5 separate regions of the Mus musculus genome follow, and regions 2, 3, 4 and 5 are each linked to region 1. A link is a loop called in an ENCODE intact Hi-C map of the cell type or tissue named here. Cell type or tissue: heart. All regions are shown on one strand. Region 1 overlaps 4933408J17Rik (RIKEN cDNA 4933408J17 gene). Region 2 has its middle 29 kb from the start of Gm26239. Region 3 has its middle 5.8 kb from the start of Gm26239. Region 4 has its middle 44 kb from the start of Gm26239. Region 5 overlaps Fgd6 (FYVE, RhoGEF and PH domain containing 6).

The links. Hi-C counts contacts between places; a loop is a spot of excess contacts. Peaks named below come from ENCODE experiments on the same cell type or tissue, not always from the same donor. Only the 100,000 strongest peaks of a DNase experiment are listed, where the experiment ranks them.
Region 2: it touches region 1 in a loop (7-fold over the local background); 24 of 42 quality-filtered maps call a loop at or near these places.
Region 3: it touches region 1 in a loop (6-fold over the local background); 20 of 42 quality-filtered maps call a loop at or near these places.
Region 4: it touches region 1 in a loop (4-fold over the local background); 24 of 42 quality-filtered maps call a loop at or near these places.
Region 5: a loop joins it to region 1, with 2.4 times the contacts of the local background. A loop is called at or near these places in 2 of 42 quality-filtered maps.

The regions. Positions count from the first base shown.
Region 1 is chr10:93,591,027-93,596,026 of GRCm38, forward strand. It overlaps 4933408J17Rik (RIKEN cDNA 4933408J17 gene), which reads left to right. Exons shown (of 4, transcript NR_045810.1): 2 at 4,784-5,000. Among named protein-coding and RNA genes, the nearest start is that of Snrpf, 3.9 kb to the left of the region's middle. In heart, CTCF peaks have their summits at 1,536 (motif pointing left), 1,736 (motif pointing left) and 3,058 (motif pointing right); a DNase peak (open chromatin) is centred at 3,105; H3K4me3 peaks cover 759 bases; H3K27ac peaks cover 316 bases; H3K27me3 peaks cover 600 bases.
Region 2 is chr10:93,775,398-93,780,397 of GRCm38, forward strand. It overlaps the pseudogene Gm3571. Among named protein-coding and RNA genes, the nearest start is that of Gm26239, 29 kb to the right of the region's middle. In heart, a CTCF peak has its summit at 2,201 (motif pointing left); no DNase peak of the experiment used is centred here; H3K27me3 peaks cover 1,107 bases.
Region 3 is chr10:93,810,592-93,815,591 of GRCm38, forward strand. No RefSeq gene overlaps it. Among named protein-coding and RNA genes, the nearest start is that of Gm26239, 5.8 kb to the left of the region's middle. In heart, CTCF peaks have their summits at 2,640 (motif pointing left) and 3,449; no DNase peak of the experiment used is centred here; H3K27me3 peaks cover 315 bases.
Region 4 is chr10:93,761,132-93,766,131 of GRCm38, forward strand. No RefSeq gene overlaps it. Among named protein-coding and RNA genes, the nearest start is that of Gm26239, 44 kb to the right of the region's middle. In heart, a CTCF peak has its summit at 2,146 (motif pointing left); no DNase peak of the experiment used is centred here; H3K27me3 peaks cover 518 bases.
Region 5 is chr10:94,113,552-94,118,551 of GRCm38, forward strand. The region is part of intron 8 of Fgd6 (FYVE, RhoGEF and PH domain containing 6); the gene reads left to right. Among named protein-coding and RNA genes, the nearest start is that of Nr2c1, 32 kb to the right of the region's middle. In heart, a CTCF peak has its summit at 2,911 (motif pointing left); a DNase peak (open chromatin) is centred at 2,930; H3K4me3 peaks cover 349 bases; H3K27ac peaks cover 1,841 bases.

The sequences.
Region 1 (5,000 bases):
GCAAAGGACCAAGAGTAAAATGCACAAGGAGAGATACGTAATAAAACCAAGACAGACAGAATATTTGTCTCCCAGGTTATGGGAGAAACCAAAGTTACAAGACTGGGGGATGTACCAGTTACAAGTTTCAAATTTTCTACAATATTTCTACAAGTCCAAGCACCCAGAAGAAGCAGTGTTTCAGGTCCTCTGACCTGTAGTTCCTCAACTTCTAAGCCCCATCATCTTTAGAAAACAGACTCTAAAGCACAGATCTCAACCTGTAGGTCACCACCCCTGGGGGGCAGGGGGGTTGAGTAGCCCTTTCCCAGGGGTCATGTATCAGATATACTGCGTATGAGATATTCATAATAGCAAGATTTCAGCTATGGGGTGAGCAACAAAAATAATTTTATGGCTGGGGGTCTCCACAACATGAGGAACTGTCTTAAAGGGTCACAAGCAATTTGGAAGGTTGAGAACCACTACTCTAAAGAACGATTTAAATGAGAACACTTTATGGGCAGACAGAATCTCGGGGTGGTGAATGAGGCATAAAGACAAGGGAGACGAAGGAGACACATATGCTATAAGGTTTATGGTTTTGAGTCTGTTGGTGTTTCTTCACAGAGACAAAACTAGTTGCATAGTGCTATGTGACCATATCTGCACAGGCTTTGTGGAAATAGGCAGTGGAGAACATCAGAGAGAGAGAGAGAGAGAGAGAGAGAGAGAGAGAGAGAGAGAGAGAGATATTGGGGGGTTTCTTTGCCTGCACATCAGTCCCCTCCTGCCTCCTAATGTCCCCTGGAGAGTTCCCACCTCCTTACTAAGGTGGCAACTCGAAAATCAGATCCCAGTTTAATAGTTTAACAGGAGTGCCTAGATGTGGCAGAAGGAGCCTCTGGGGTCAGGTTCAGGTGGCAGAACTTGAGACCACACTGAATAAGCCGGTCACTGCAGAGGATTCGGGCTGTCCCGTTTGTAACCAAGATCTAGGAGCCAGACAAAACTGAGAAGACCTGAGGTGACACATACTGTGCTTGTATGCAAAGGTCATAGAAAAAGCAGTGTGTGAGGGAGCAGAAGATTTGAAAGAACACCGTTATAAAGTACGTAATAGGACATGAGACTGTCGCTGTGGCTTTTAAACTTTTAAAGCACAGAGCACTTTTTTCTTTTGGCTCCCAGCTTTCAGGATTTCAGTCCACAATCAGCCTGTTTCGTCCCTTTTGGCCTCTGCCGTCAGGCAGAACTTCATGATGCCAAGAGTATATGGTGAAAGACCATCTCATGCCAGCCATGAAGCTGAGAGATATAGACGGTGCTAGGGACAAAATACACTGTTCCAAGGCATGATCTCAAGGATCTAGTTCCTGTACGTAGAGCCCTTGACCAGCATGATCAGCAGCGCCACTTCAAGTAGTAGCTTCCCACACTGGGCCATCTCCCGTGCGCATACCTTTCCTGTCCTGCTCAAGCGCTGGGATCCCATACTGGACTGGGCTGCCTCCTGGGAGCCCATTCAACTGTGAAGTCACCAGTGTAAGATGAGCACCCTCTGCTGGGCGGTGGTGGCGCACACCTTTAATCCCAGCACTTGGGAGGCAGAGGCAGAGGCAGGCAGATTTCTGAGTTCGAGGCCAGCCTGGTCTACAGGACAGCCAGGGCTATACTGAGAAACCCTTCCTTGCTATCCAGTCACCTCTCCGTAGCGCCACCAGCTGGATGTGTGAGCACCAGTCTGAGCCATCTTCCAGTTTGAGGTGGTAGAGCACTTGTGGTTTTGACTCACGTTAGCCCAATGACTAACGATGCTGCATCCCTTCGCGTGCTTGCTGGCCATTGGTGCGGTGGTTCTCTGAAGAAATACCCACTCAAGTCTTGCATACATTTTTGTATGCTGTGTCTCCGGAACCCTTACAGATACTGGTTAATAAACTAAAAACTAAGAAGTCATCTCACTCCTCAAAATCTCATTTGATTCACTCACAGAGTGGAACGGTTAGACTAGATCATGGTTTTCAACCTTTTTGTATTATTTTGCACCAGGTAGTTATGTATTTGTGTGTGTGTATCCATGTGTATGTACCCACGTGTGTGTACCCATGTGTGTATACTTGTGAGTGCACACACACGTGTGTATGTACACATGTGTGTTATGGGTTTAGAGATATGTTTGTGAAGTGTGTGTATGTGTCTGTGTTATGGGTTTAGGTGTTTGTGTATGTGTGTGTATGTATTATGGGTTTAGGTGTGTGTGTGTGTGTGTTATGGGATTAGGTGTGTGTGTGTGTTATGGGCTGAGATACACGTGTATGTGTGGGTACAAGTACATGGAGACAAGAAAAAGGTCATTTGGGAATCCTGCTCTGTCACTCTCTACCTATTCCTTTGAGACAGAGTCCCTCACTGAGCTGGGAGCTAGGCTAGGGGGCCAGGAAGATGCAGTGGTCCTCCAGTTTCCGCAGCCCTGGGGTTACAGGCCTGCACAGCCATACCTGGCTTTTCACATGGGTGCTGAAGATTTCTGGTGAGCCCTCCCTGTCTCCCCCTAAAGATTCTTATTGTGATTGTTGTGCACTGTTTAGCAGTGTCCCCAACCTATTTAGTAGTTGCTAGCAGCAGCTTCTTTCCCTCTTTCGAAAAACAGATGCCAGGTATTTCCTATAGGATTCAGTTGTCTTAACACAGACAGGAGATTTTATATATATCAAAGACCCTGAGCCTGACTCACTTTGCTGGTAGTATTGAAAGCTTCAAACCTATTTTCATTCTTAACAAGCAAAAAGCTTGCACACTGTGCATTTATTTTAATAGAGTCTGTATACACTCCTGACACTTCTTTGCTTTTTATTGGAATAAAAACTATAGGTCTGGTCAGAAGTTTTGAGTAGCACTTACCTGATTTATAAAAATGGGAGAACAAATTACCAATAAATTGTTTTTATTTTCCAAGTTACAGATTGAGTTTAGGAAGACGATGATAACTAACACAAATCTTTGGTAGTAAAGAGATCCCGAACCACTTAGCTGTTAAACCGACCTTAAACTCAGTTGGGTTCTCTGTCGTGTTTCCACACGGTGGCGGTGCTGAGTTTGGAGTAAAATGATACTGGATATCGATTACGTAACCGCCCAACTGAGAACCTGCGGTGCGCAGCAGCACCATGTGAGTTCTCCCACAATGCCCCGCACCACACGGTCTCCTCACCTCAAATGTCTCCAGTGAATACAATTTTCAAAACTGAAGCTTTCTACTCTAGTTCTTCATCTTCACCTCTTGCCGCAGCTATCTCTCATCTTCCGGACTACAAAACAAAATGAGGATGGAGGTCCGGATGTTGGTGCTTAGTAATCCCGCTGGCCACCCAATGCCAGCATCCTGAAACAGCTGTTCTAGCGCTTCCTCCCGCCGACCCGAACAGTCTACTCTCCGACCACAAGCCCTTCTCTTAGTACACCTCCACCTCACGATATTCTCTCCATCTAGCGATCCCTTCCTCGCCCCGATTTCCTTGCCTGGGAAATTCGTCCCATTTTTACCTCCATTGTTTTGTTTCTATGAGCCACCTCACCTCTGGGATTCCAAACTTGAGCCGCCCACCGCCTAATATTTGCATATGGGGTCTGGACATCAAACTCTGGGCTTCAAGTTTGTGAGGCACTTTACCAACTGCACTCCCTAATCCACCAAGGGACATTATCTATCTGAACTGGCATGAATTCTAGTCTTGAATTCTGTTATACCAGCACTACACAATTACAATGTATCTTGTTTTAATACTGAATTCCGCTTCGGAGATTTTGTTAATGTACTCCTTTGTGCCTGGTACTAGGCAATCCCCAACACGTAGCAGAATATTCTCCCCACCCCCAATCCTAGCTCTCCTCTCTCTGTGTACATCTCCCAGAATGGCATCAAATTCTTGCCGTGGCCTTCCGGGTGCTAGATTACACTCCCTCCCGTGGTATAGCCATATTTTAATGGTTGAATAATATCTATATGAGGATTATACCTTACTTGTTGAGCATTCAGGTTGTGTCTTGTTTTACCACTTTCAATACGAGTCTGGAAATATTAAATACGTGCACATTTGTTTCCTATTCCTCCATGCACGTCTGTGTGAGTCTTTCAGAAGCGTGCATACCTCTGTCCTATTGAAGGTGGATGAATGTCATGGTTAAGTGTAGCATCCCAGACCCTTGGCTCTGAGCTTTCTGACTGAGTTCCTCATTCATAAAAATAGGCTAGCAACACTTTCTCTCTCCCAAAGTCTAAAGCAGTAGTTCTCAGCCTTTTTAATGCTGGGGCCCTTTAATGCATTTCCTCATGTTGTGGCGACCCCCCAACCATGAAATTATTTTTGTTGCTACTTCATAACTGTAATTATGCTACTGTTATGAATCGTAATGTAAATATCTGATGTGCAGGATATCTGATATGTGACCCTGTGGAGTTGTAATCCACAGGTTTTGAACCACGGGTCTAGACAGATTTAGTCAGTTGAAGCATATTTATTTATCATTTACTTGGGTTTTTTTTTTTTTTCAAGCCAGAGTTTCTCTGTGTGGTGTGTGTTTACTTGCTTGCTTGTTCGTTTGTTGTTTCAAGACAGGGTTTCTCTGTGAAACCTTGGCTCTATGCAAACTCACTGTAGATTAGGCTGGCCTTGAAACTCACCTGCCTCTGCCTCCCAAGTGCTGGGATTAAAGGTGTATAGGCATTCATATTTTAAAACACTAAAAGAAGCTGTTTTTCTTCTTCAATTCTCTATTTATTCAACACGTGTTATTCCCACAGTGCCATCTGCCTTGTCCCGGTCATTATAAGGGCTATACATAAAAGTTCCAAGAGGAAGGAATGATACATGAACTGTTTCCTGATGCACGTTGACTGATTGTGACAAGACAAACAGGAATGTCTGCTGAATGACCCTTCTAGATCCCTGTGGGTGTCTTGGCAATGAGCTGGCCAGGCCTGGTGGCTTCTTCTTGCCTCTCTCCAAGGACTTGCAGTT
Region 2 (5,000 bases), 180 kb after region 1:
GAGGAGGAGGAGAGGAGGAGAGGAGGAGGAGGAGGTGGAGAGTCTCGTAGGAGTTTGTGGGCCACTCAGCCTGGAGTAAACATCAAGACAACAGATAGACTACAGGTGGAAGGAGGGAACCAGCTCCTACCCACAGAGTTGTCTTCAGACACACACAAATAAGCAAGTAAATAATAAATACGTTGAAAAAGAAAAGCATGTGCATTCCTTTGCTTACTTACTTGTGGAATGTCTACTTTGGGCACCGAGGTAAAACACTGAGGATTCAAAGGTGAGTAAAAGAGATGCTATTCGGGTGTCCTCTCGTGGTACATACCCATAACCTCGGCACTCAGGAGCCACCCGCAGAAGGAGCCCAGCAAATTCCAGGCCAGTCAGGGTTACATAGAACTTCAAGAAGGAGGAGGAGGAAGAGGAGGAGGAGGAGGAGGAGAGAAAAACTGACCAAACATATGTTTATGTGTTTATACACAATGCACAATGCACACACATAGGGTGGCGAACCTTCAGCCTGTAGACTAGTGGTTCTGAGCCTTCCTAATGCTGGGACCTTTTCTCGTGTTGTGGTGCTCCCAACCATAAGATTATTTCATTCTTACTTCAGAACTGTAATTTTTCTGCTACACTTATGAATCATAATGCAACTATCTGCTATGTAGAGTATCTGATATGTGACCTCTATGAATGGGTCACTTAACCGCCCTAGGGTTCATGACCCAAAGGTTGAGAACCACTGCCTTAGACTAGGACACACTGGTACAGAATAGCTCCTTTAGCCTGCAGCTTTCTCTATATGCATTATAAACAAAAGCACACAGGCCCGCTTACAGGGACATGATAAAATGTGAAATTTGTACAATACTGACTTGATCATAAGAAGACAGACAGATCTTTGAAAACAACCCAATATGTCCTCGGTCAGAATATGAAGATGATTGGCACATGTCGATTTGTTTTTCTATAGCTAGACATTTCTTCCTTATATACAAAAAAAAATAATGGAGACCAGATAGTTGTACTCTTGGTGGGAGTATGCAGGAACATCTGAGATAAGTCTGTGAGGCACAGATTTAAAGTGAAGAGGTTTTGCTTTAAATCACACACAATTTACTGTCGTCAGAAAATAGTTAACAATTTACCTACCACCCTGGGTGCCTGCCAGGGTTCGTGTGGGTTTCATTATGAACCGTGTCCCACCATGGAGTGCTAGAGAGATAGAGGGATTCCTCTATTTTACGTCTGTTTGATACAGTTCTTGGAGGGAAGGAACTGGGTCTAAAGCAGCCTTTTCCACTGAACTATTTGACAGCAGAGCTCTTCTCTGAGCGATCAGGTTTTCCCCAGTCCTGGCCCCCAGCTGAGAAGGTTGCAATTCTTTCCTACCTGGAGCTCTGCAGGGGGTGTGACAGGTGGAGATTTTGCTGGGCATTTGCATTTAAAGAATTAATAAAAATTCCTCCTTGGCCTGAGAACCCCATGAAGTTTATAACCTTGACGTTTTATAACCCCCCACAAGGATTTCTCTCGGTAAGGCCAACTGCTGTTCCAAGAATGCCATTAGTGATGGGCTCCCAGACCACATACTAGAACCACGTGGTTCCCTTAGCCACTGAATGTCATAGAAGGGAAACAAATACTACAGAACAATGAAAGCCATCCCCTGGGCATTACTAACCTTTGGCTCGCCCTTATTAATGACAGCTATTCCATATGAACGTTTCTTAGTTCACAAAGTTGAGGGCACAAGGTCAGCAGTGGCTTTCTTGAGTTGAGTTGATTTAAAACAGCTTTTCACTTACTCGGGACTAGAAGTTGAAGCCCTGGTATTTTCCAACGATGATGTCAAAGCTTGCTTCCTAAAACTACTTTAGAGTGTTCTGGGATCTGTCTCGGGCCACAGTCCCTGAGCCCAGACCGCCTTGGGGGTCCTGTACCCTCCCTGGGGCAACAGAGCTGAGCCTCACTATTGCTAGGATCCTGAGAAAAGGTTCGTTCAGGAAAGCGTTCTGATCCACCATCACCCTCTTGCCGACAAGGTCCAGCGGGGCAGTAATATCCCCAAGGACGAAACAGGGACTCTAACCCTGGAGTTGACACTCAAGAGACAGAGCAGAGCTTAGGATGCCAATCAGGAATCCTCCAACCTGCCTGTCTCGGTAACTTAGGCCACTTGGGAGTTTTCACAGAGACTCCAGCGCCCTCTGGAGGCCATGCTGGTTTGCCTGCCCTAAATTATTAGGGATATTGAGGGCAGAGGCTAGTAATCAAACATCCAGGAAGAGTAAAATAAAGATAATAGCTATTACATCTCCTTCCTAAAGTACAGAGAAATAACAAAACTACACAAGAAAAGGCAAGCATTGAGCCCAAAACCTTGAACATCGGGGGGTGGGGGGGGGAGGGTGGCACAAGAGAATTAGGGGTTCAAGACCAGTCTCCCTACAGGAGACTCTGACAAAAATAAAGATAGTTGGTTGGATGGATGGATGAATGGATGATGGTTGGATAGGTGAGTGGGTGGGTGCCTGGATGGATAGATAGGTGGGTAGGTGGGTGCATGGATGGATGGATGGATGGATAGGTGAGTGGGTGGGTGCATGGATGGATGGATAGGTGGATGGATAGGTGGATGGATGGATGGATGGATGGATGGATGGATGGATGGATGGATGGATGGATGGATGGATAAATGGATGGATGAATGAGTGGGTGGGTAGATGAACAAACAAATAAATATGTAAATGAGGAGGAGGAGAAAGAAGAAGCAATATCTGAAACAGAACAACCTTGATCCATTCATGAAAAAGAATTATTTTGAAATCTTTAAATACTATCAACTATCAAACAGATGATGATCAATACAACCCAATGTTCTTGTGGACTTTTTTCAAAAAAGGACAGTGTAGTAAGCATTCACTGAAATAGCTAAATAACGGATGCGTGGGTATACACGTATATTCTGCCCTACTATGCTAAGCTACTCTTACAAAAGCTTCCATGACACTTGTTTTGGGAAGTGTGATATACAGAATCTAATGGTGACACTGCATTTGGCCAAAAGTTTGCTGGACTGCTTCAACTCCTTTAAGACCAACGGAACAGTTTCTAGGGAAATGAAAGCATGGGCCAAGTGTTTTCTGTATTTGGAGTAGTGTTGTTGTTGCTGTTGTTCTTTTTCTTAGCTGAGTACATAAGTCAGAAGTCAGACAGCTGCCCGGGAGAATCCGAGTTGAAGAACAGAGCATTTAGCTCCTCTGTCAGAATGAATGGGAACCAGAAATTGGATGCTTATAACCAAGAAAAGCAGAATTTCATCCAGCACTTCTCCCAGATCGTCAAGGTGCTGACTGAGAAGGAGCTGGGACACCCAGAGATAGGGGATGCTATTGCCCGGCTCAAGGAGGTCCTAGAGTACAATGCCTTAGGAGGCAAGTACAACCGGGGTTTGACTGTGGTACAAGCCTTCCAGGAGCTGGTAGAGCCGAAGAAACAGGATGCTGAGAGTCTTCAGCAGGCCCTGACAGTGGGCTGGTGTGTAGAACTGCTCCAGGCTTTCTTCCTTGTGTCAGATGACATCATGGACTCTTCCCTCACTCGCCGGGGACAGATCTGCTGGTATCAGAAGCCAGGCATAGGCTTAGATGCCATCAACGACGCTCTGCTTCTGGAAGCCTCCATCTATCGTTTGCTGAAGTTCTACTGCAGGGAGCAGCCCTACTACCTGAACCTGCTGGAGCTTTCTGCAGAGTTCCTATCAGACAGAGATCAGGCAGACTCTAGACCTCATGACAGCACCCCAGGGCCATGTGGATCTTGGTAGATACACTGAAAAGAGGTACAAATCGATTGTCAAGTACAAGACAGCTTTCTACTCTTTCTACCTGCCTATTGCGGCCGCTATGTACATGGCAGGCATTGATGGGGAGAAGGAACACGCCAATGCCCTGAAGATCCTGATGGAGATGGGCGAGTTCTTTCAGGTCCAGGACGACTACCTTGATCTCTTTGGAGACCCCAGTGTGACGGGAAAGGTCGGCACTGACATCCAGGACAACAAATGCAGCTGGCTGGTGGTTCAGTGTCTGCTACGAGCCTCTCCTCAACAGTGCCAGATCTTAGAGGAGAATTATGGGCAGAAGGACCCAGAAAAAGTGGCTCGGGTGAAAGCACTGTATGAGGCGCTGGATCTGCAGTCTGCTTTCTTCAAGTATGAGGAAGACAGTTACAACCACCTCAAGAGTCTCATAGAGCAGTGCTCTGCGCCCCTGCCCCCATCCATCTTCATGGAACTTGCAAACAAGATCTACAAACGGAGAAAGTGACCCCGGAATTGGAGAGGCTGGGAGGGAGGGGTCTCAATAAATTATTGTCCAACAAAAAAAAAAAAAAAAAAGAAGTCAGACAGCTTTCTTTGGAAGCTTTGAATCCAGCTTCAGCAGCTAGAATTCACAAGATCATGGACTCTCCACATTACTGTCTCCTGCGTTTGTCCACCCCATTGCTTTTAACAACATTTCTAGGCCCGTGTAGATTCCTGTTTGTTTGTTTTTTTTTTCCTAGAACATCCAGCTTTTCATAAAAGAAACACCATCTTACACTTGCCCTGCACTACCGAAAAAGCTGTATTTGCTGATTAACGAAACTTCATAAACGTTACCCTACAAGCTTCTCTAATGATGTGGTCCCATGGTAGGTTACTTGACTGGATGGTTTGTAAGAAAAGCACAGCAAAATCAATGGAGCCAACTTCCACTCTGTCCATTTGATTGACTTATCCCATCATTTACTTCTTATGAGACCTTTTTAAATGTTTTTTTTTTCATTGAGCGAATCCCTCTAATGCACCCCCTGCTACTTTGATTACAAGGTGGTTGGGAACCTTTATAGAAAGCTGAATCCCATACTGTTAGGGGATCAAGGATATAACCGAGGCAGATGCGGTGGTATGCACCTGTCATCCCGGCCAAGACGCAAAGAATGCTGCGAGTTCAAAGTCAGCC
Region 3 (5,000 bases), 220 kb after region 1:
CCAGCCGTCAGGGTACCCAAGAGCCCTGGTTCAAGGTAGTCCCACCAGAATGCCGGCCTCTCCCTTGTGTTCCCCGTAGCTGGCAGTCGCCTCTTTGAAAAGCACGAGGACTTGATGAATGTGCATTTTTTGCATTAAAATGTGACCTGCTTCCAGGCTGGTGTCTGTGCTCCGAATTCAACTGACCCTTTGGCAAAATTCACACCCACATATTTTGGACATTCTTCTAGCCTAAAACAGCACCCAGGCCATCTGTTCTGTGCCCTGGATTAATGAGGGGAAAAAAAATGTGCATGCAAGTCAGAAGTCAGTCTAGCCTCTACAACTCTGATGCTGGGGCAAACCACCAAACAGAGGAGCCGAGTACCAGACAAAGTAGGTCATGAGTGCTGTGTTTTAGAAGAGAAATCAAGGGCAGGGGTTGGGGGTTGAGGGGGGTGCACAGAAGCAAACCTTGAAAGCAGTTTCTTTCTCTTGTGTTTCTTTTCCATTTGATAACTTGTTATGGCTTCCAATATTGCACTCCATAACCCAAGAAATGTTGTATTTTTTTTCCATGAGTGAAAAAAAAAACAAACAAGAAAATATCATTTTAAATCTCAAAGATAAGGAAGGCAGGGAGGAATCGTATATAATTTTCTTTATTGATTTCTTTTTTTCCCTGAACTACCTTTAGAACAAAAACATAAAGAGATGGTGGGAATTGCAGCTCAGTGGCTAGTCCACTGAATGGGTATAAGTTTGATTGTTGAACACATGAAAAAATAAGTAAATAAATATATACAACCAGATCTGCAGTGTGGGACTTAATGGGGTCAGGAGTGTTTGTTTTTGTTTACTCTGATGCTTCACATTGAAACGACACTAGTCCACACCCAGAATCCCAGCGCGCGCTCGCTTGGGAGGCAGAGGCAAGAGATAAAGTGAGGTCGGGAGGTCATTTTGGTCTGATGGTGGCTTCCAGACCAGGCTAGGGCTGCAGACCGAGGCTCTGTTTAAAGAAAACAAGAGAAAGGGAAAAGTGGGAGGAAACTGAGACTTGTGGTTCTTTTTTTTTTTTTAATATTTATTTATTATTATATGTAAGTACACTGTAGCTGTCTTCAGACACACCAGAAGAGGGCATCAGATCCCATTACAGATGGTTGTGAGCCACCATGTGGTTGCTGGAACTTGAACTCAGGACCTTCAGAAGAACAGTCAGTGCTCTTACCCACTGAGCCATCTCTCCAGCCCAAGACTTATGGTTCTATGTAAATCTTCACTTTTCATTTGGAGAGAGAGAGAGTTGAGACAGAATGATTGAAGATGCCTCACATATGCAGTGACGCTGGCCTCTAATCCCAGATGCGGGGGTGAGGGTGGGGGAGTGATGCATGCCTTCAATCCCAGAGCTCTGGAGGCGGCAGGGGCAGGTGGATCTCTAACTCAGAGGCCAGCCTGGTCTACAGAGTGAGTTTCAGGACACCCAGGGCTACACAGAGAAATCCTGTCTTGAAAAAAGGAGGAAAAAAAAAAAAAGGAGCAAGGACGGTCGGGGAGGGTGGGGAGAAACAGGTAGGAGAAAGCAAGGGAAGGGAAGGGAAATGTCTTATCTAGCTCTAGAATTCCTGCTTCATCAATAAATATAAGCATGTCTCTATGCCTCTGCTATATTCCAAGGCCATCTGTCAGCCAACGCCTTCAAACATGCTATGGTAGGACCTTTGACCAAAACAGTGAGATCTCTGGCCGTCCCTCAAACTGTGGTCATCTCGCTAAGTGGCTTGTGATGGCTGTGACTAGTTCCTTCTCGATATTGTATGCCTGGAGCAGCCACTGTGATTGCCTCTGTTTCTCCATTCAAACAAAACTGAATATCCCTTTGGTCTGCGCATCCCCTGCCCTTACACAGGTAAGAATAAAACCTAGGAGTTGACCAAAAGTTACTGGGGAATGTAGCTCAGTCGAAGAGTATTTATTTAACATGTGTGAATCCCTACATTCTAACTTGCATTAGGAAACAAAAAATTGATTATGATGATGATGATGATAATGATGGTGGTGGTGATGATGATGGTGATAAGGTTGGGCATGTTGGCACACAACTGTAATACCAGCACTTTGGAAATAAAGGAAGGGAGATCAAGACCAACCTCTACCACACCCTGAGTGAGCACGAGGCCACCCTAAGCTTCACGTGACCCCATATCAAAAAAAAGGGGTGGAGGGCAAAGGTGACTAAAATTATAGAATTCTGGGTTCTCACACCCTTATACCAAGAGTGAACTACTGAAATCCTGACAGAATATTATAGGAAGGAATTTTCAACTATGTGTCACAGCATCATTATTACAAAGGCGGAGTGACAGTAAGGCTCTAAAAGAGCAACCATCAATCCTCTAAAGATGGCTTTGTGCACAGGACTCAGCAGAGCTCTGGTGCAACTACAGTCTACTGTGACTCTAAACTCAGAGGGGGGAAAAAAAGAAACAGGAGCCCACATCAAACCCCTTTCAACGTTTGTCTATTCACTCGGAGTCAGAATCTAGCAACGAACGTTTTGAGCAGTTTTCAAGGCAAACTGAAATTAACAACTCTAACCGCTTGCCCTTTCTCAGTGAGCTGGCAGATTTGCCGCTGAATGGATCCTGGTCGCCCCCTTGTGGCCAAATGCTCTAACAATAAGAAATTCCACAGAAAAGTTCCAAGGGAAAAACCCAGTTCCTGAAATCCCAGCATTCAAATAGGATCGAGAGTTTAAGGTCTTTGTCAGATACATAAAAATCCAGGCCAGCTTCGGTTCCTTGAGACACTATCTCAGAACACAAAATGAAAAAGCCAGTGTTTCAGTATAAGATAGACCAAGACCATTTTCTCATGTGTGTGTGTGTGTCTTGGATCATCAGGTTTGGAGGCAAATGCCTTTACCTGCTGAGTCATCTCCTCCACCTGTTTTCTCCACCTTTTTGATGAGTAATTAGAAATCACCTTGACATTCAAGACAACAGGCTCAGTTCATCTTCAAGTACGTTTACCTACAACTGCAATAAATAACTTCTTTCGTACTAGACGATCACGCAGCCCTCCACTTTGGAGTCACTCGGTTATGGCAATCTAAACTAATCCAGCTTTTATACTCCTAAGAGGCTAATTCCCAGATGGATTTCTTCCACCAGCAGCTGGCCTTGAAGTATTTTGTGAAGTGTCATCTTTCATTAAGCCATTCGCACCCGCTAACCCCTGAACTGCGCCTGAATGCCAGCCTCCCAGCCAGTTCTATTATGAACACCATATGAGCTGTTATTCACGAGCAACAGTAAGCCCTTATTCGCTAAACAAGACCCCCGGGTTCTTGACTGTCAAAGCCGCAGCTGTGGACTCAATTCTCGAGGGGCATTTTTGGTACAGCTGGAAAGACAAGAACTAATAGTTCTCACCCAAGACCACAGATGACTGTCATCACGCCCCCTGGCTTTTGTTTTCTGTATTTCATTTTTAGTAGTGCTGAACCTATGGTCTCATATATACTTGGGACCGATATCTTTGATTCTTTTGCTGTTATCTTCTTCTTTTTTTAAAGTATATTTTGTTTGTTTGGAGGTTTTTGTTTTGAGGGTGTTTGTTTGTTGTTGTTTTTGAGGGAAGGTCTTGTGCATACATAGTCCAGACTGGCCTCAAACTCACAACCCCCAACCCCCCTTTGGTCTTCCTGGTCCTGGAACTGCAGGCATATACCACCATGCCCCACTGTAAAAGGCAAGGTCTCCCAATATTGCCCAGGCTACTATCTCCAACTTTCTGAGATAAAATGGTCCTCTTATCTTGTGTGTGGCCAAGATTATAGCTATCACTGTGCTTGCTTGTTTCCAGATAACTTTCAACCCATGCCTAGAGCATGCCTACAACCCCAGCTTGTAAGAGGAGAGAAGATCTGAAGTACTAGTTTAGAGGAGGCCCAGGTGGACTAGCAAGATGGCTCAGCAGGGAAAGGCACTTGCTCCCAATCTGATGACCTAAGTTTGATCACCAGAACCCACGTACTAAAAAGAGAACTGACTCCTGCACATAACTGCCAGATTCACACCATGGCACAAGTGCATGCAGACACAGAAACACACACACACAGAGAGAGAGAGAGAGAGAGAGAGAGAGAGAGAGAGAGAGAGAGAGAGAGAGAGAGAGAGAGAGAGAATAATGCAAGGATGGGACAGAAGGAAGGGTTGAGGGCATTAACTATTTAGGGTATGGTATTCACTAACACAAGAAAACCGGGGAAGAAGAAAATGTTTGTGGAGAGAGAGACAAGGAATATTCAACTCTGGATATGTTGTTTTGAGGCTTGAGGTACTGGCAAAGCTATGAAATGTTCTCCACAATGCTCCAAAGCTCAGAAAAGCAATCCACTCTGTGGTGGTTTGAATATCCTTGACCCATGGGAAGTGGCACTATTAGGAGTGTGGCCTTGTTGGAGGAAATGTGTCACTGTGTAGGCAGGCTTTGAGGTCTCCTAGTGTGTCTTGGCCTGAGGGACAGTCAAACAGGGTAGGAGGAACCACCTGTGGAGAGAAGGGGGGCGAGAAACACAAAGGATGGACGGCAAGTCTGATTGATCAAGCTGTCAAATTTTATTTTTTCTAGGCAGGTTTTATGCCCACCAAAGCAGAATATGAGGAAGGGGATGACGCAGAATTGCTTTGTTTCTGGGGGGAATGCACCTGTTCCCAAAAGCAGGATATTGGCTAGGTAAAAAGTTCTGCAGGAGGAACAGAACAGAGTGGGTTGCTAGGTACCTGTCCACAAGATCTATAGCTATTTGATCTTAACTGGGGGTAGTATTTTCCTACAGAGGCCTCAACTTTTCCCACAGAAATCTCAACTAAGCTAGTACTTTTCCACTAAGGCCAAGACTTTGTAAGCAAGCACTTATGGCTGACAAGGCAGTTGACATTCAAACAGGGTTGCTCCCAACATCTCCCCCTTCCTTTTAGTATAGAAGGACCATGGCGATTTTATTCTTT
Region 4 (5,000 bases), 170 kb after region 1:
ACAACACTTTGACAAAGGGGGTATTGAAGTGTTCCAAGTCAGAGACGCTACACAAGGCAGAGGACAGTGGCTGTGTTCTGAATAGTTCACGGGGAGCCCCACAGGGCTCGGTCGCAGACTAAATATAAACGGAGACAGAAAGGAGAATCGGGAGTGCCTTCTGTTTGGGGTTTGAACAAGTAGGAGGATGATTATATAGTTTACTTAGACGGGAGAAGGCAGCTTTAGGGATAAAAATAGTCGTCTCTTGATTTTTAAAAAGTATCTATTACTACTCTTTATGTTTCAGTTTGAAATGTGTCTTAGATGCGGAATGGAGAAGCCAAGTACTCAACAGAATATACAAGTCTGAAAGGCAAAGAGGGCCAGGCCAAAGCTAAGGCCCTATATTTGGAAGTCCAAACAAACAGATGGTGTGATGGTTTGCTGTTGCTGCATAGACAATCCTCAGTGCCTGTCTTAGTTAGGGTTTAGTTGTTGTGAACAGACACCATGACCAAGGCATCTCTTATAAAGATAACATTTAATTGGGGCTGGCTTACAGGTTCAGAGGTTCAGTCCATTATCATCAAGGTGGGAACATGGCAGCATCCAGACAGGCATGGTGCAGGAGGACCTGAGAGTTCTACATCTTCATCTGAAGACTGCTAGAAGACTGGCTTCCAGGCAGCTAGGACAAGGGTCTTATAGCCCACACCTATAATGACACACCTACTCCAATAAGGCCACACCTCTAAATAGTGCCACTCCCTGGGCCAAGCATATACAAACCTTGACAATGCCTTAAGACCACGAGAGTCTGTGCCTGCATCTGACATTGACATTCTAGCTAGGCATCTCTGTCTCTATCTGCAAGTCAAGCGAGCATCTCTATTCTGTATGGCTCCTATCCTCCTAGTTTTCCACAGTCCTTCCAGGCCAGGCCCACGGCACTGTACCAAGAGAGCAAGAGGAAGTATGGGAGATCCTATCTAAGATCATGATGCATCTTTAACTCTGCCAATAGATCACTAACTAAACTATTATACATGCCCAGTCTCAAGTCCCAAGTCCAGGGCAGGAGAAGTATGCTTTGCCAGTATCAAACCTGAATAAGAAGCAAGAGGAATGAAACCAGGGTTAACAATGGAGGCTACCACAGAGAAGATCACCAGGACAAGGATGTAGGTAAAGAGTAACTGGGCCTTGACTAAATGTCTAAGGCATGTCAGTATTTGTCCATCAACTGGGACACAAAAACCCTAGCAGAAAGTGTGCCAAGTAAGCCAGAGACTCAGCCATCCCTGTAATGCAAGCACACTGGAGGCAGAGGCAGGAGGATCAAGAGTTTGGGCCAACTGGGGATATGTAGCAAAACACTCTAAAAAGCCAAGAAGAAAAAAAAAAAAAAAGGAGATGGGAAAAAGGAGATGGGGCCTGGAGAGATGGCTCAGTGGTTAAGAACACTGGCTATCCTTCCAGAGGTCCTGAGTTCAATTCCTAGCAACCACATGGTGGCTCTCAACAATCTATAAGGGCATCTGATGCCCTCCTCTGGCACACAGGCATACATGCAGATATATCACTCATATACATACTTCATATACATACTACATATACATATACATACTTCATATACATCATATACATACTACATATACATTATACATTATACATATATACATATACATATACATATACATATACATATACATATACATATACATATACATATACATATACATATACATATACATATACATATACATATACATATACATATACATATACATATACATATACATATACATATACATATACATATACATATACATATACATATACATATACATATACATATACATATACATATACATATACATATACATATACATATACATATACATATACATATACATATACATATACATATACATATACATAATTGGAGAGAGTAACAAATAGAACTGGAGAATAAGTAAGGGAATATGAAAGGAACAGAAGAGGAGAATATTTCAAAAGGAAACTGTCTGGCTGAAGGGATGGCTCAGTGGTTAAGAGCACTGGTTTCTCTTCCAGAGAACCTGGATTCCATTCCCAGTACCCAGAATCGCTCACAAGCCTCCATGCCTGTAGATCCCTGTGATTCAATGCCCTCTCCTGGCCACCACGAGTACTGCATGCAGACAAAAAAATCCGCCACCCATAAACATCAGTTCCTTTACACTAAACAGGATGCTTGTAGTTACTGGCACCTTGCTTCCCACTTCTTGGCCCGGCTGGCTTCAGTAGATTTATGATAATGCTTTGCCCTACTCCCCAGCTCAGCATACTCACTTAGCGGGAGTAGAAGTATCATATCCCGTCTGTTGCCACATAGGAAAACATTTCTACTCACGGACAACACTCAGTGGGAAACGAAGGTCTAACCAGTTTGAGCAGCTTGGTGGTGTGAGGTTCTTCCCAGCCTTGTCCCCTGCAGCTCTGCTCCCCCGCCCCACCTTTGTATACTCTTGCAGACTTGGTCACAACCCAGCACAAATTGATGAATTTAGAACATGCTAACAGTCCTCACCAGCTGGCATAGGCTTTGTTCTTGCTCCCATGAACCTCCTCATTTCCAGCACATCTGAGGGGCTTCGCACTTAATTCAAATGTTGGTCCTACTGAATAGCTCTTTTGGTCCTTTTAGTGACTCTAGCTTGGGACTGAAATGACAAGACGTTGTGAACAAGCGATAACCACATCCACAATATGGCTCATTTTGTACCATTTCCAAGACGTCTAAAGGAAATATGCCGGTCAGGCGGTGGTGGTGCACGCCTTTAATCCCAGCACTTGGGAGGCAGAGGCAGGGAGATTTCTGAGTTCGCCGCCAGCCTGGTCTATGGAGTGAGTTCCAGAACAGCCAGGGCTATACAGAGAAACCCTGTCTTGACCCCCCCCCCACAAAAAAATTAAAAATTAAAAAAATAAAGGAAATATGCCAATATGTGTCTCATATAATGAAATCTCAGTAGTACTGTTACATAGTAATTTACTTTGGATTTCCCCCCACCCCCTACATTCTCACGCCTGAGCTTCTGAGAGATCTTCAGAAAGATGAGCAGGTAGTGTTTCTAGAATGTGAAGGTTTCTTGATGTGAGCTATAATTAAAATTGAGAAGCCATTATTAGATCTATTCTAGGATTTTCTTTGATTTCCTAGAACCATGGGTTTTTTTTTTTTCCTATAACACATACCTCTTTGGTTGCTATGTATGCTCTTTTCCTGTTGTCTGACAGTTGTCTGGCTAACTGGAAAAATGGAGGAAGTCTGGGGAGAAATAGTTTCAGTGGTCAAGTCAAACACACACATGCACGCACACACAGAATTCTGCTCTGTCTCCATTTTGCTTTTAACAAAGGATAGGATTTGGTAAAGTGGGAAGCTACTCATTCTCCCGTCTCACGCTCGCTCCGTAAATATTTGTCTCCCTGAACTCAACAGGCTCTCCTTTTCCCAAGGCTGTTGGCTGGAAGTCTTTCCCCCAGCACTGCATCTCTATCACGGAAACTATGTCCCCCTTTATCCAGTGTCTCTACTCTGCCTTTACTTTGTGGGACATCAGGCATCTTCAGGAACTGCGTTAGCCCTGGTCTTTGCCCTCTGACCATTTCATTATAGATTTTATTTGGAGTGCGATAGCCAGACGTTATTGCTGTTGCCTGGCAGGAACCAGAGTCTCTTGTCTGGCATGTCACACTGTCCTCTTCAGCCATGGCTGTGCTGAGCTGCAAAGCTTCTGCCCACTAATATCTTTGCTGCCCTCACAGTTCATTACTAACCTCCTGGTAGGCTTTCTTAGGGTTACTCTGCCATACCTCTGTCACACTGTAACTCGACATAGTGTCTCATAACTTTCCTAGAGAATCTTTTTTTTTTTTTTTAGCCAACTTAATTTTGCCTTTTGAAAACAGGGACTCATGCAGTCCAGTCTGCCCTCATATTCACTGGGTATCTTGGACTCTCGATTCTCTTACTACCCCAAACGCTGAGGTTTAGACTCATGAACCACCAAGAGAATCCTTTTAAATGAAACTCACTTATGGCCCTACAGAAACTATAGGAGGCAAAAACAATGGCTCAGAGGGTACTGAGTCCTAAACCTGGGAGTCCCACACATGCACTGTGGCATGTGCATACACACAAAACACACACATATATGTGCATACACATACAGGCATGCACACACACATGTGCACACAAATATAAATGAAGGTAATAACTTTTGAATTAACAAATTAATAAGGTATCCAGACAAATTTGCATACACACACTCAAAGCTGTCACTTACACACAATCCTTTGGGTCCCCGAGGGAGGAAATGGGCTCACCGACTCTCCCTCAGTCATACATCCCTTTATGTTATTATAGCCTTTGCTCCATGACACCAGCTCCTACTCTCCCCTGTAGATGAAACAAGAGCATGTTTACAAATACAGACATCTCAGTTCCAAAGCATACCTAAAACCCACTGAGGTTTGCCGATAAAGGAACCCAGCCTGTGGTGGTTTGAATGAGAATGGTCCTCGTGGGCTCAAATGTTTGAATACTTGGTCTCTGGCTGGTGGACCTGTTTGGGAAATTTCAGGAGGTGTGGCCTTGTTGGAAGAAGTATGTTACATGGGGTGGGCTTTTAGGCTTCAAAAGACTCAAACCATTCCCCCTAACACACCCCCTTGTCCACGCCCCCCCACACACACACTCTTTGCCTCCTGCCTATAGATCAAGATGTAAGCTCTCAGCTGTGGCTGCCATGCCTTTGTTCCTTCAACGTACATCAATTAACAGTCTATTAGTTGCCTTGGTCATGGTGTCTTGTCACAGCAATAGAAAGTAACCAAGAAAAGCCAGGGAGCGGTGGTGCACGCCTTTGATCCCTTCATTTGGGAAGCCGAGGCAGACGGATCTCTGAGTTCAAGGTCAACCTGGTCTACAGAGAAAAGCAACTAAGACAGAACCCGTGACCTGTGCCCAC
Region 5 (5,000 bases), 520 kb after region 1:
TACATACTCCCAGTTATGGTATTAGGGGATTCTCCCTAAATGTCCACCCAAAGGACACACTTTCCCTAGTACATATTCACAGAATTAGTCCAGGCTGAAGATGGCTCCGATCTGTATGCTCAGTATAACTGGGAATGCATTTGAATAGAAACCGTCTACGTTTGATGGTTATGGGGGCAGAGCTGGTTCTGCTCTTCCGTGTGGAGTGGACTGGACGTGTAGCGGACAGCAGACTAGAAGTCCTAAGTTGCTAGAAGCATCTTTAGAGAAGTGTGTGCATTTTCTCCTAATACCAGCACCTGGGAGGTGGGAGAGGGAAGGTCACGAGTTCAAGGTCAACCAAGTCTATGGCCAGCCTTTTGAGATTGCTTTTCAAAATCTTAATTTTTCATAGTGATTTTCCCCCAAAAGCAATTTGAAATATGAAAAAAAGGACAGATTATCAAGACAGTGATCTGCATTAGAATTAAAACGATTACACCTTTTATCCAAATCTGTTAACTTTCAGGAGTGAGATAAGATGCTGCTCATAGCATCTACTGTGCCTGGACAATAGATTTAAGACTACTGTCAGGCAATAGATTGCCAAGACACACCAGGCATTTATAAAGCCAGAAGGAAACAATCCAAAATTGTGCTCATGCCGAAAGTGATAGCTATAATCCCAGCACTCAGGAAGCTGAGGCAGGAAGATTGAAAGCTCAGGGCCAGCCTGTGCTCCATAGCAAGACACTGTCTTTTTTAGAAAGAAAGAGAGAGAGGGGGAGAGAGAGAGAGACTATCCATCTGCGTAGCACACACCTATATTTGTGGAAGCTTTATTGATCAGGAGTTCAAGGACAAGTTGGGCTGCATGAAAACCTATTTAAAAAATATTGTATATGTTATTTTAGAGAGATGGTCAAGGTTTAAATTTTCTTCATTATTCAACTCACCAAATTTCTTATAATGCATTTTATTAAAGTAGGTTTCACACTATTTTATATAGTGTATTGTTTATTTGTTTTTCAGTCTAATTTGGTTGGTCCCTACCCTAGACAGGGTGTTGTTATTGTCCCTCAATTTTGTAATCCTCCTGTCTCAGTCTCCTAAGTAGCTGGATTGCTGTCATATACTATAGTACTAGCCACCCCCATTCTTGTTCATATCCAGAAGTGCTATAGGGACTTAGTAGTCAAATGCTTGCTTAACACATGTGAAGCCTAGGTTTGATCTCCAACACCATAAATATGAATGGGTCAAAAAAGATAAATAAAAGTGAACTGGAAAAAAAAAGCTACAAGGTTGTTCCTTGGCTGGACATTACTAGAGCAGGGAAGTAAGAATTTCTTTAACAGAAAAAAAAATGTATGCAATATATTCTGATGACTCTTTCCCCTCCTTGATCTCAGCCCAGATCTTCCCCATCCACCCAACTTCATGCCTTCTTTTCTCTCTTCAAAAAAACAAGCTAGAGTAAAACAAAACAAACAGAAAAGAAAAAAAAGAAAAGAAAGAAAAAGCACGAAACACACACAAACACACATACCATAAAACTCAAAGTCAGAAACTGTAGTATGTAAGCAAAAGACCTATCAGGTTAAAACAAAAAAATGCCCAGAGAAAGAAAATTGTCTCCAAAAATACCATTGAGTTTATTTTGTTTTTGGCATGGGGCAGCCCCTTAAGTGAAGTCTGTGTGCCTTCCTTTGTGAGCCGTTATCAGTTGGAGATAATAACCTGGGCTTCTGGGCTAGGGGTAGGAGCTTGTAACCACCACCACCACCACCACCACCCCCAGCACCCAGGACCCTGTCTGTGTCAGCCCTGTGCAAGGGCCCTGTGTGTGCTGCCACAGCCTCTGAGGTCCTATGTGCATCAGTCCTGTTGGGTCTAGAGGTCTTCTTTCTTGGTGCCTTCCATCTGCACTGGCTCTTATAGAGTTCCCTGAGCCCTGAAGGGAGGGATTTGATGGAGACCTCCTACTTGAGGATTGAGTATTCTAAGGTCTCCCCACCTCCCTTTTCCCCTTCCTCTTCCCCTTCCCCTCCCTCTCCTCCCTCTGCATATCATCCACTAGTGGCTCTCTTTATTAGCTTGCATCCCCTGCAGGAGAGAGCTTCTCTGATGATGGCTGAGCAGGGCACTTGTCTAGCCATGAGCAGAATGCTGTCAGGAGTCATTTGATTGCTCCGCTCCTTTAGCAGAACAGTTGCCAAATGGCTTTCCAAAGCCAGTAAACATCTCAGCCTCTGATTCCTTAGAAAGAACGGCAGGAGTCTCTCCCAAACTGCTGACGTGTGGACCTCTGTTTCGTATTTCAGACGACATGATCTTTGGAGGGCCAGGGTAATTTCAAGTTGCTGGTTTCTAACTTGGAGACTTTGTAAAGCCAGGCTCATTGCATGAATAGATGTCCTCTCTCATGATCCTGCAGTTCTTTCATGTGTCACAAAACTCATCGCAGATTATAGAGGAAAGAAGAAATCTGAACTAACACAGCGAGCCTTGTCCTTCAGTTTGAAACATTTGACTCTGGAACAACCCTCCTCCAGAGTTCATTTCCTGTGCTCTGCCACCAACCACTTTCAGCACAGTCCGGGACTCTGGCCCTTTGGAGGCAGTAAGTTCTAGAGTACTGCCAATGACTGACACTTACTGAGGGTTAACCTCTGAGTAGTTTCTATTTTTAGTTGGTTGATGATAATTAAGAGTGGGTGAGGCTTACTAGAAGCTCTGGTGTAGAAAATGTAGACCTTCAAGAAGATGGAGTGTTTTAGGACCCCCACCCCACCCCCACCCCCAAATCCTTGGGCCTTGTGTGAGTAGAAAGGTAGCTCTCCTATCCCTCGGGGTTGCCTGTGGTGTGTTTCAATGGTTTCACGCTCCTGATAAGGGACAGGGTGCTCAAGAGTTAATTAATCAATGGCACCACCTGGTGGCCTAAAGGTGCATTTCGTGATGTCTATATACCAGTAATTCTCATTTCTGTCTCCCCAAACACCTCTCTCTGACTGACCCCCCTCCCTCCCTCCCCCCTCCCTCCCTGCTTTTAATATGAGGTCTCCAACTTATGATCTTCATCTTCCAAGTGCTGAGGTCACAGGCAGGCACCACCACTCCTGGTTTTCTTCTTTCCTAGTTTTGATTTAAAAGAGCACCAATAGTCTCATGGGGGTTTGCAACAGTTTCTTTTTTTCCTTTTTCTTTTTTTTTAAAAACAACTCTTTATACTTAATTAGTTTAGGCCGGGGCAGGAAACTCATGATGGTACAGGCCTAACCTGGCAGCTGGATCATCTCCTGCCCCGTGATTCCTGTGAAGGTTTCCACAGGGCCAGGCCCTAATTAGGAGATGGTAACTAATGGCCATGAGGATGCAGGTTGTCTGTCTGGTCTCCCTTCCTGGTTTCACCCTGGCTGTAGCCAGTCACGGGCAGCTGGAGGTTTCAGTGCTGCCTGACTCACTCTCTCTCAGTAGTCATCCTCCGCTGGCTGCTGCCGAGGCCCCGACTGATTCATAACTGTTGAAGGGACCGTAGACGGATTGGCAGGTTAGTTACAAAGTCGAATTGTAGACACCGATGTCACTTTTTTTTTTTTAATTGGCAGAAGGCCAGCTTAGCAGCATTCCTTCCTTGATGACTAGCTTGTTGAAGCGGGGCTGGAGGGATGGCTCAGCTGTCAAGAGCACTGGCTGCTCTTCCAGAGGACGGGTGTTCAATCCCCAACACTCACACGGCAGCTCACAACTGTCTGTTGTGTCTCCAGGGGATCCCAGGCCCTCACAGAGACACTCATACAGGCAAAACACCAATGCACGTGAAATAAAAATAAATCATTAAAAAATAGCTTGTGGTAGCAGCACCTTTAGTATATGTTCTGTGTAGTGACTGTACTCAACTGTTTGTAAAACTTCACGCTGGTAGGCCAGCAGCCTAGTTTGAACACTAACTAGTCCGAACCAAACAGCCAACCAGAGGAAGGCAACCTAAATGCTTACCAGGCTCTGGCGAATGAAGCTGAGTTCAGGTTCTCCTAATACACGCCTTCCAGGAAGCTTTCCTTGGGTAAACGAGCAATTCCTTCTCTAGGAATATATTTCTATGTAGATGAGCAAGAACTGAAGAGGAACTTGCCATGAGCCTGGCATTTAGGTCAATCAGCTTTCCTATCAAGACTCTTCAGCTAACTACAAGCTTAAGGGAAGTCACTTGGATGTTAGGAATATCTATTAAAAAGGAAACTTGGGGTGGCAGGATGCCTCAGAGGGAAAGGTACTTACTGCCAGTCCTTATGACCTGAGTTCAGTTCCAAAACTTCATACTAGAAAGAGAGATTGGCCCTTATAATTTGTCTTCTGACCTGCATATGTTCATCGTGGCATGCATGTGCCTCACACAGATACAACTAACTAACTGGTTGTTGTTGTTTTTAAAGGATGAATTCCTGGCCACCCTAACATTTGTTTTGTTTGCTTTTGAGACAATGTCTCACTGTTCTGGAGGTTAGCCTTGAATTCACCCGCCTCCCAAGTGCTGGAGTTACAGGCATGAAGCATTGTATAGGGTCTTGACCCTAGCATTTTTAGTCATAGGCTTGCTAAGCTCTGATTCATCAAACATGGCTTATGTATGGAATGTATTCTGAGTAGAGTCAATGTGAAAATAACTTGTCTTGTCTTACTGAGACAGAGCCTCTCCTTCTGTTGCTTAGGCTGGCCTGAAACGCAACCATGTAATCGAGGGTAGCCTTAGACCCCAGACAGCCCTTTTTCTTCAGGCTCCTAAGAGCTAGAGTGGCAGGCATGAGCCACTGTGCCTGGCTTAACAAGCATTTTTTTTTTTTTAAATCTGAGAGAAGGTCAAGCTTAGTGTGTAAGCAGAATATTTCAATAATCTTCGTGATTTCTTTTATATATCATCAGCCGCATGCCTTCCTCCCTGTGCGTTTTGGATGCCTTCAGATCTAAATTTCTAGTGACTTCCCCTGGCAAGACGGAAGCTTTGCCATGCCTCAGGG